Linked DNA regions of Homo sapiens: region 1 is linked to region 2. Evidence: chromatin loops called from intact Hi-C (ENCODE). Cell type or tissue: natural killer cell. All regions are shown on one strand. Links, peaks and the distances in the headings refer to the core of each region. The heading gives the core; the rest is flanking DNA. Region 1 has its middle 16 kb from the start of KRT85. Region 2 overlaps KRT74 (keratin 74).

Region 1 (5,377 bases), core at 181-5,180, 210 kb before region 2:
GTTTTACCTCTTGCATTTAGGTCTGTGATCCATCTGAACTTTATTTTTTTTTTTTGTATACACAGTGAGTAGGGTTCTAAATTAATTTTTCTACATATCATAAGAAAATAGATTATGTAATCCATCCTTTCGCCAGTGATTTGTAATACTACCTCCAGCACAACACAGTGCTCCCACACATGCCTGGCTTAATCTCTGTCTTCTGCCTTCTGAGTTGCTGTTCTTCATCACTGCACAGGATGTATCATTAGTAATTTGTTGTGGTTAAGACCTGAGTAATGAAATATGCGAGTGGTTTACTTTTTAGATGTGAAATTAGAGAAGATTCGAAGTTGTCCCGTGATAACAGTGCTTTTGTTCATTTGCTTCTGATATGCTTTCTTAAGCGGGGTGAAGGGAGGGGCTGTAGTTAGTGTGTCCGGAGTTGTTGCACATGGGAGCTTCTTTCAGCAAGATGATCTCAGCAGGCCAAAGAGTGAGACCCTGCACAGTGGCCTTTGAATACCTGAGCTTGGTGCTAATTAACTGCATAGCTTAGGGCAAGTCACAGCTTTTTGGAGTCTTAATTTCTTCATTTGCATAATGGGAACAATAATGCCTGTAGTGACAAGCTTGCAGAATAACTTTGAAGGTCAAATAAGATAACATCTATGAAAGTACCTTGTAAACGAACAACGGTATATACAAGTATAAGGTAATATCACTAATAATGATCATTCCTATTTCAGTGCTAACATTTCCTCCCTCTAATGGCTCACCTGCCAAACTCAAGTCAGTTTTATGATAAAGTGTACAAAAATGAAGGAAAAAAATCCAAATGGGCCATGTCCCTGCCTAGTTAATTTTCCATTTATATGTATTTCTTTTAAATAGTATTAAGTTTAAAAATTAACCGTTTTGAATGGAGATAAAATAGGATGACCAAGGCCACTGGAGACCCACCAGAGTCCCCACAACCTGCACCCTTTTTAAACTCCTTCCCTTCTGTCCATCCCCACAGCGCTGCAAGCTGGAGGCTGCGGTGGCCCAGTCTGAGCAGCAGGGTGAGGCAGCCCTCAGCAATGCCCACTGCAAGCTGGCTGAGCTGGAGGACGCCCTGCAGAAGGCCAAGCAGGACATGGCCTGCATGCTCAAGCAGTACCAGGAGGTGATGAACTCCAAGCTGGGCTTGGACGTGGAGATCGCCACTTATCGCAAACTGCTGGAGGGTGAGGAGATCCGGTGAGGACAGGGGCTCCAGGGTCCCTTCAGGTTCCTACTCAGAGCTGGACTGAAATATTCCAGGCAGAGAATGTTCAAACTGGGAAAGACTCTAGAAATCATGGACTCCAACCATGTCCCCATTTTGCAGATAGGGAAACTGACATCAGAGAGGGGAAGGGGCTTGCCCAAGAGCACAGCCAGTTAATGGCTCACCTAAAATGTACCAGTCTCTGGGCTGGCCACCAATGCTCTTCTCCCTCCTGCACGGCCCCTCAGGCTGGAATCTGGATCTCATTCCAAGGCCACTACTTTACCCTCTTGACTGAAAGGATGTTTCTGCAATCAGCTTCAGTGGGTTCTTAAAGCTGGAATCATTCAGAAAATTAGTTAAAGGCCATTTGATTTGGGATGTGCAAAGAATCCTATCAACCTAGATAGCCTGGTGTTCAGGACCAGGGAATAGAAATGAGCGGCACAAGTTCTGTCCTTGCAAAGGAAGACAAGACAGACATACATCAGTCCTCCAGAGCCTGGGGTTAGTGGCCCAGGGAAGCTGTCACAGAAGGAGGCTGCCTTCTCAACAGCTGAGGAGAAGCTATGCTGACAATTTGAGCCAAGAATTGAGGGCAGGTGAAGCCAGTGTGGGGCAGAGTGATGCGTATTTACACCTGGGATGGTTGCATGGTCCTCTGGACTTGGGACGGCCACATCGTTAGAGTTTCTAGCTGGGTCCCTTCAGGGCGGGGAGGCTAGACTGGGTAGTAGAGTATACAGGTGAAGAGCACAGGCCATGAGCCCACTCTGGGTTCAAATCCCAGCTCTGCCACTTATTAGCATGTGACCTCTTTGTACCTCAGCATCTTCAGCTGTAAAACAGAGATAATCACAAAATCCACCTTGTAAGGCTGTTGCAGGATTAAGTGAGTTTTAATGGAACATAGTAAGCCCCAGTAGGAGGAGGTGATTGTCATGAGATGATGGCCAGGCTGGGCTGCCCCCATGAAGAGGGAACTCAAAGGCCTGGTTGGCTTTGGAAACCTTCCATGAAGCGTCACTGATGGCAGCCCGGCCACGCTGCTGGACTTGCTCCATGCTTGGCTCAAGCACACACACTTTTCTGCCAGCTTCCTTGGGGCTTTGGGTGAAGCCACTGGAGTTCTGTCTGCATTCGGATACTTAAGCCCCCAACCCACTCACTAGCATTCAGTGAGCAGCTGGCACTTGCACTGATTTTCATTATGATACTAATAATTAATGGATTAATAACTCAATCAGAATTATTAGTACACATCCCCTATCCATGTGATTTTAAAGTCAATTTAGCATATTGTGCTATGTGTACTGTGGCCATTGACCTTTTAAGAGACTGCCTCCTCTTGGCATTTAAAATATTTAATTTAATTACATAAGTAATGCTCGCTGCTGCCAATACAGAAAATAAGAAAACAAAAGCATTCAGAGCCACTCAACTCAGAGATAGCTGTCGCCAGCATTGTGGTTTGACAGGCACCACCACGGGCACTGTGGGTTCCTTGAAAGGGCACAGTCGTAAGGCTGTGGCAATGCCAGACTGAGTGGCAGGAAACCGAGCCAGATGTGTACATCCTCACTCAAAAGATGAGTGAAGAAGTGTTTTGAGCTGGGCAGAATGAGGCAGGGTAGAGCTTTCCTGGGGAAAAAGGTTTGAAGTGGGAAGCTACAAAAGGGGAGACAGAACAGAAAGTGCAGAGAGGTGTGAGGGAGGAGGGAGTGTTTATAAAAAGCCCACTGTAGTGGTATATATGTCTCATCATAAATAATATCCACATATTTTTTGAGACAGAGTCTCACTCTGTTGCCCAGGCTGGAGTGCAGTGGTGCAATCTTGGCTCATTGCAAACTCCTCTTCCCGGATTCGAGTGATTCTCCTGCCTCAGCCTCCCAAGTAGCTGGGACTACAAGTGCCTGCCACCATGCCTGGCTAATTTTTGTATTTTTAGTATAAAAAGGGTTTCGCCACGTTGGCCAGCCTAGTCTCGAATTCCTAGGCTCAAGTGATCCACCTCCCTCAGTCTCCCAAGGTGCTGGGATTACAAAAATGAATTGTTTATAATGTTGGTAGCAAACATATTGGATTTCCTTACTATGTGCCAGTCTCCATTTTAGGCACTTTCCATGTAGAACTCAATCGAACTTTACAATAATCCTTTCAGGCAGGTATTATCACCCCCATTTTATGCTGGAGAAATTGAGGCACAGAAAGGTTAAGCGACCTGCCCAAGATCACCCAGCTAGTAAGCCGCACAGCCAGATTTAAGTCCAGGCAGCCTGGCTTGAGAGTCCAGGCTCTTAACCACACCATACTCTTCAGCCTCCCTCTGCATTGAATGAAATCAGATAGATGTCTGGGGTACCATTTAAAATCATGGTATAAAAATGAATCTGTTTGAGTAATAGGCAAGCTTTTTCCTGCTCAGAGACGTCTAGCTAGGTAGCAGCAGCTTCCATCACCACTTTGGCTTTGCTGGCATTTCCAGCCAAGGGACCAGGAGGATGCCCCCCTCATCTCTACTTCCCAGTTCACCAAATTTCCATGGCTGAAAGCCAAACATGGCATAAAGTGGCATTTTGGATCCTGTAAGCTAACATACTCCTGTCCTTTTGGGATCCCAGCAAGCAGGACCAACACTGATGCTGTCTGCAGCAGGTGGGTAGCTTCCCCCTGCCTCTTAGGGCCCTTCTTCTCCTTCAGCATGGAGGAGAATAGGTTTGGTGCAAAAGCAGAGGAACTCAGCACTAACCGTACACTCTCTCCTCTCCCTGCAGGCTGTGTGAAGGCGTGGGCTCAGTCAATATCTGTAAGTTGGGTGTGTGTGGGCATGGCTTTCTGGGGTTTCAGCAATCTTAGTATTAGATTGCATCTAACTGATGACCAAGCCTCTGTCTATGGAGTGGTAGACAAGGGACTCCTGAGCTGATGTCTCTGGGATCCAGACAAACTGATGACCTCAAATATTTGACCATACATGGATCCATCTGGAACACCCATGAAGTCTAAGTTAATGAATGGTGCAAATTCTGAACCCCTATTTGGTTCTGCAAAAATAGCTTAAGCCTTTTAGTTACACACAGAATACTACTCAAGTGGTAGCATGTTCTAGTAAGAAAAAAAGCTAGGTTTATATTCTGATCATGTGGGTCTCTGCAGGCAACTTGTAAATCTCTATCTAATAATCCAATGTACACACAGCCCCTGGGCCAGGTGTCTGATTCCCATCCCTCCATTCCCCTCACCTCTCTAGCAACCATATTTCTAGATGACTCCTCTAGTGTGATCTATCAGTTTTTGCTCAAAGATTGTATGAACATGTCTCAACATCAGCCTGGTCCAAGTAGAGTTTGGTGTGCAATTTGCTAACCACACTCCTGAAGAAGCAGATGGCAGTGGGTTCAGGTTTGCCTGTAGTTTAAAAAGACTCATGTTGCTGGTCCCTCAGAGAAGGAAGATAATTAATCATTGGTTCTAAAGGATTCTGGGTCATAACATGTCTGAGATGGAAGAGAATTCTGACCTGTGTCTCTGTCCACATGTGTGAGCCATTCCCAGGGTGGTGTGGTCTGCGGGGACCTGGACTCCACTGCCTCCTGTGGCTCAGGGGGTGTGGCCATCAGCAGTGGTGCACTGTGTTGCCCCTCTGCAGTGGGGGCCTGCTCCAGTGCCCAATCTGTGCGGTTTGCATAGAGGGGGTGGGACTCTGGACGGACCTGTTCTGATGGGGGCAGTGTGGGTTGGGGAGTGGAAATCTTTTCTCTTGCATGACCAAATGTCAGTTTAGTAATTTCCCCTTACAGAGAACCCAGAACTAACTCTCCTGTTTCCTTCTTATTGGAGTTAACAATTTACTTTCTCTGTGTAAACCCTGGGTTTGACATTATTTTCACTTCCATTGCTTCTCCCCTTCCCTGTGGTTCAGGAATGAAATAGAAAGGCTTTTTTTTGAATGAATTTCTCGGTCATTGTCTTCCCCAATTAACTTCAGGCCAGCAGATGTTAAATTAAGTCCTGACTGTGTGCCAGATCCTCTTGGAACGGAGCCAGCTAGAGGGTGTGGAGTATGTGGGAACATCTCTGCGCTTTGCCCTCGGATGACAGGGGCTCCAGATGCTGCCTCAGCATGGAAGGGTGGTGTGGGTG
Region 2 (5,377 bases), core at 152-5,151:
TTATCTAGTTTCTCTTGTGTTGCTTATGCTTTTGATGTCATATCTAAGAATTCATTGCCAAATCAAGGTCACAAAGATTTCCCTCTACATTTTTTCTAAGAGTTTTATGGTTTTAGCTCTTATATTTAGGTTGTTGATTCATTTTGATTAATTTTTGTATATGATGTAAAATAGAGATTCAACCTCATTCTCTGGCATGTGGATACCTCGCTGTCTCAGCACCATTTGTTGAAGAAGCTATTCTTTCCCTTATTGAATGGTCTTGGTACCCGTGTCAAAATGGCCATAACTGTAAATAATTGAAATTAACAATCACCTCTGGTCCTGCCTTCATGATTTCTCCTCTTGGGCTTCAGGGGACTCTGAGTCCAAAAGCAAGAGCACAGTCACTCCTGTGCACCTCTCAGCATCTTCATAATCCCAGATGGCAGAGAATCTCTCCATTTCTCAGGTGGATAAGCTGCAGCCAGAGAGGCTGCTCCTTCTGCCCACCTCAGCACTCTAGTAGAGGACACACTGTATCACATCTGCTTAGCCCTTCATCCCTGCATCCAGAGCCACGTTTGCGTGCAGCCATCACAGCCCAACAGCACCAGCTCAGGTGTGCCCAGTTGTCAGGGGCATGCTGCACAGCAGCCTTGAAAGAAGTGATTTCACGGAGGCTCATGTATTAATACTTCTCCAAATGCTATTTCAGGTTGTGGGTCTCATTCCCTCTCTCACCTCAGGCCCTCTTACTGGGTCCCTCACTGGGAATGTGGTCTTTTGGGAAAGACAGAGCATCAATGCTAGGAAGGGCCTTAAGGGTATCTGGTGCAAAGGCTCTTAACCGGTGGTTCATGACCCAGGGAATCCATGGATGGGCTGTGGGGATCTGTGAACCTCTGGACATGCAGTAGACCCTGTCCACATTTCAGGGGAAAGATCCATGGCTTTCATCAGCTCTCAAAATGTTCATGACTTACAAGGTTAAGAACCACTGTGTGTAACAGGTGACTGGTTAGTGGTAGAGCTAGAATGGAGCCTCCCACTCCCAGGGCACTAGTTCAGTATCCACAGTGGCAGCAGTGGTGACATCAGAGGGAGACATTTGGGCAGAAAGCCCAACACACTCTTGGGCTCTTGTGTTTCCCACGGTTTACTGCACCCTGGCACACACAGAAGAGGACCTCCTTAATACATGAAAGCCACAGGGAGGTGAATGGAGGCCACTACTTAGGCCAGAGTCCCCATCCTCCCAAGGCCTGTCCCCATTATCTTGAGGCCTGTAGAGGTGAACATCTTTGGGCACACCCATGACACAAGACAAATTTGAAAGCTGCTTAGACAGCTAGACTCTGCCGGCCACAGCTGAGGGACTTAGAAATCCACCCAGCCCCACTGCAGATTAAGCATCTCTAATCCAAAAGTCTGAAATCCAAAGTGCTCCAAAACTTTTGGAGCATTTTATTTAAAATTTGTACAAAATTATCTTTAGCCTACGCAGAAGGTATATATGAAACATAAATGAAGTTCATGTTTTGATTTGGGTTCCATCCCCGAAGTATCTCATTATGCACATGCAAACATTTCAAAATCCAAAGTCAGGAATGTTTCTGGTCCCAAGAATTTTGGATAAGGTATACCCAATCTGTATTGACTTTGGAAAATCTGAGATCTCCCACCCCCTACTAAATAAGCACATGAAAGCCTGTGTCCAAACTACTATGTTGCTGTGATTTAAATTCCCTCTCCAGGAGCCCATGTGTCCATCTTTCTGGTTATTTAATTAAACTCTCCTCCTCTTCCAGGAAGCCTTCCTTGCTTAGCCTCTCTATTCCAGTCCCTTACTAGCATTGCTGCCTTAGGCTGCCCTTCCCTGATTTACATGAGTGTGTATCTGTCTCTTCCAGCAGCCTGAGATTGCCTCCAGAGCAGCCTCATCTGAGTTGGCCTGCAGCTTCCCAGCAAGAGTCCTGCACGCTTGCTGGGGAGAAATGGAGGGTGGCACATCATCACTAGAGGGTGGAACATTTGGAAAGATTAACAGACTGACAGAAGCATACCTCTGACAACACTCAAGGACAACTTAATGAATATACAGCAGAAATTCAGAGTCTTTAATTCAAACAAAAGAGGAAATAGATGCTGCCATTCTTAGGAATATTTACACCCTGAGCCACGACATCTGGACTAGGCAGTAGCACTCAGCGACAGAAAAGCCAGCTCCACTCACTGAGCTCAGCTCATGGCACCAAAAATTGAGAGTCAGAAGCTATGTAGGACACAGCCCCAGAGAGACTGTGGAAGACAAATCACATACCCACAGTCCTGACAAAAGGCAATGTAATTACGCTGCCCTCATCAAAAAGAATGGTGACTTTGACAGCCCTTTTGTTAAAAAGGCAGTGACACACCACAGAAAAAGCATAGATCCTTGTGTCGGCCAGGCCTGACTCTGGCACATAGGTGGGTGACTGGGGCCAGTTCAGCAGCCTCTTGGGATCAGGCTCCCAGTCTGTTCCAAGGATGCTCATTGCATCTTCTTTGCAGGAATGGATGAGAACAGGAGGCAATATGTGTAGGGTGTCTGGCATCTAGTAGGTGCTTGACAAATGATGGTAGCTATTGCTGATAATGAAGGAGGTGGGTGGGTGACACAGGCTGGCAGAGAATCCCCAATACACCTTCACTTGGCTTTGTGGAGATGGGTGCAGCTGGTGGTCTACAGATGTACACGTGGTGTCCTAAATATTGGCGTCATCCTGCAAAGTTGTTTCTGATGGAGCAAGTAAAGGCTGTCTAACTTCTCACCACCTGCTTACAGGTCTCGTGTCACCCCACCATGCTGGCAGGGGATGTAAAACCTCTCAGACAGTAGCTAACTTGGCCTAAGCACAGAACAAACCAGCCCCTCCCCTGTCGTCTCCTGCTCCTTCCCTCTTTCTAGGGATGATCACAGCTTCCTTAGGGCCAAGAAGGTTATAATGGCTTGTGCCTCCAAAGCCTCCTGCCAGCCAAAGGCAGCGAGGAAAATGAGAAGTCGTTAGTCCACATGGGACCTAAGGAAACAGGGAAGGTGACTGTGTCAATCAGAGCTTGAAAGTAAAAGCTAAACCACGATGCAGACAGTTGAGTGTACTACAGACAGTTTTAAAACTCAGGGCCTGGGAACTTGGGTGTGGCAGACACCTTTGGGGGTGGCAAAGTCACCTCTTCTTCCAAGTGCTGAGGTGGGTGAGGCCATGGGTCTAGCGGGTGGCTTTCCTTGCTGGGATGCTGGCTGGGGTGCTCTTGCCCTGGGTGTCCTTGAGGTCTCCCCCTCGCGCCTCTGTGGTCTTGGTCTGCCCGCTCTGGGTGCTGCCAGAGCTGCCTGCCACAGCGCTGGCCCCAAGGTCAACACCCGCAGAGCTGGGGTGGTGGTAGCTGTAGCTGCTACTGCTGATGACAGCTGAGGAGGAGGGGCCAAGAGCAGGGGAGAGGAGCAGTGTCAATCAGCAGATAACAGCTATGGTAACGGCTGTCCCCAAGGGCTTCTCCACAACAACACCTCATTTAATCCGCAGAACCACCCTCAGTAGTCAAGAAGCACTACAGAGATGAACTGAGAGCCTATTACGGGCCGGACTTCGTGTGAGGTGAAGACCCCATCAGATAGATACAGTCCCTGCCCTCCTGGAAATGCTAGGAAAATCCATGTCCACCAACCCTTTCTCCAAATGACAACGTCCCAGGGGAGAAACAGGAAGGGAAAAGGGTGGGCATGACCTCAGTCACCATTTCACAGGATGAAAAGGGAGAACATTTCCTTTGAAGCCCAGAAACCTTCCCAAGACAGTAACAGAAGCTTCTTGGGAGGTGAGACAGTAAATGGAGGTGACATCACTTTGTCCCAGGGTCCCTGGCTTTCCCAACCCAAGGCATCTCTCAAGAATACTCACAGATGCTCACAGAGGATGGATTCTCACCAGACATCCTGTGAGACAGAAAGTTAGAGAAAGATAAAAACTCAGTGTCGAGATTCCACTAAACATCAATGGGCTCCTGCTTTTATACGTGCATCATTTAAACTCATCCTTATAACAACTTACGAAACTGACACTATCGCCTTCATCTTACAGATGAGAAAACAAGAGTCCTGGAGATACTAGATGATTTACCGAGACCACACCACTAGCATAGGATAAAGCCAATAATTAGCCCCTGCTGAAGAGCCAGTCATTAGCCCCAGGTCTGTCTGAGCCCCCGGTTCTCATCACAGCAGCACACGGCCATCTACGCTTCATGGCTCATGTCCAACAACCCCTTGCAGGAAGCTGCCTCTGAGTTCACGAAATCACCACATCTCTTGCTTGTATTGGCACTAACCATGTTGTTCTCCAGGTGGCCCCTCAGCCAGACAGGAGCCACACCCCAGTCCCTTCTCACACTTTCCCCTCCACCCCACCTACCTGCACTCCTCGCCCTCCAGCAGCTTGCGGTAGGTGGCAATCTCCATGTCCAGGGCCAGTTTCAGGCTCATGAGCTCCTGGTACTCGCGCAGCATCCGCGCCAGCTCCTCCTTGGCCTGGTGCAGGGCGCCCTCCAGCTCATCCAGCTTGGCCTGGGCATCCTTCAGGGCATTGTCTCCCCGCTGCTCAGCGTCAGCGATGGCCGTCTCCAGGCTGGCACGCTGAAGGGCAAAGAACAGAGAGACCATCAGAACAGAAAATTACATTTAGCTCATACCAGTTAAGTAGAACAATGCCCTCATTTTGCAGATGGGGCCCTAGGTGACAAGGAGTAAAAGCTGCAAAGCCAACACCAGAACTTTGTCTCTTCTATTTTCTATTGCAGAGGAGTATTCAAAGCTGTTATCACATGAAGCTGTGGAAGCAGTTGCATTTCAGGAGGTCAGGAAGAAATGTCGATGTTTGCAAAGTTAGATAGTGCCTGAGACCGGAGGCCACCAGTATCTACAGATTCAAAATACTACAGGTTCAGGAAAATCATGCCCGATCCCCTAGCAAGGCCAGCCCTGAGGATGAGACAGTATGCCACGGTCCCACTGTGATCAGATTCCTGCTGCAGGACCTCTCCCCATTGGGGATCCTTCTGATCTGTTAGCATCCAGATGAGTGTTTCTGGACTCCAGCACTCTGGGGAGAGTCTGTGTGAAGGCTCCCACATCTGGCCTTCCCTTAGAGCAGGAGGATAAGGCCCTAAATTATAGGCACAACCTCAGAAGCTGGACTCTGATGAACATCTGGGGGGCATTGCGATGCCTGTTGCTAACAGAGAGGGAGGAACTATGCTCATGGAATTTGTGAATCGGCCAAATGTAGAGTCGTAGAGTTGTCCCTGTGTTTGCCTGCAGAGCATGGAGGGTTGTGGGGGCACCAGAAGGAGAACAGGCTCA

The links. A loop is a pair of places that touch in the nucleus more often than their neighbours do. Peaks named below come from ENCODE experiments on the same cell type or tissue, not always from the same donor. Only the 100,000 strongest peaks of a DNase experiment are listed, where the experiment ranks them.
Region 1: it touches region 2 in a loop (4-fold over the local background); 2 of 110 quality-filtered maps call a loop at or near these places.

The regions. Positions count from the first base shown.
Region 1 is chr12:52,349,113-52,354,489 of GRCh38, forward strand. It overlaps the pseudogene KRT89P. Among named protein-coding and RNA genes, the nearest start is that of KRT85, 16 kb to the right of the region's middle. In natural killer cell, for the core only: no CTCF peak of the experiment used is centred there; a DNase peak (open chromatin) is centred at 2,739; H3K27me3 peaks cover 3,039 bases.
Region 2 is chr12:52,563,739-52,569,115 of GRCh38, forward strand. KRT74 (keratin 74) reads right to left here. Exons shown (of 9, transcript NM_175053.4): 7 at 4,431-4,651; 8 at 3,921-3,955; 9 at 2,044-3,430. The coding sequence ends at 3,231. Among named protein-coding and RNA genes, the nearest start is that of KRT74, 7.4 kb to the right of the region's middle. In natural killer cell, for the core only: no CTCF peak of the experiment used is centred there; a DNase peak (open chromatin) is centred at 3,253; H3K27ac peaks cover 2,245 bases.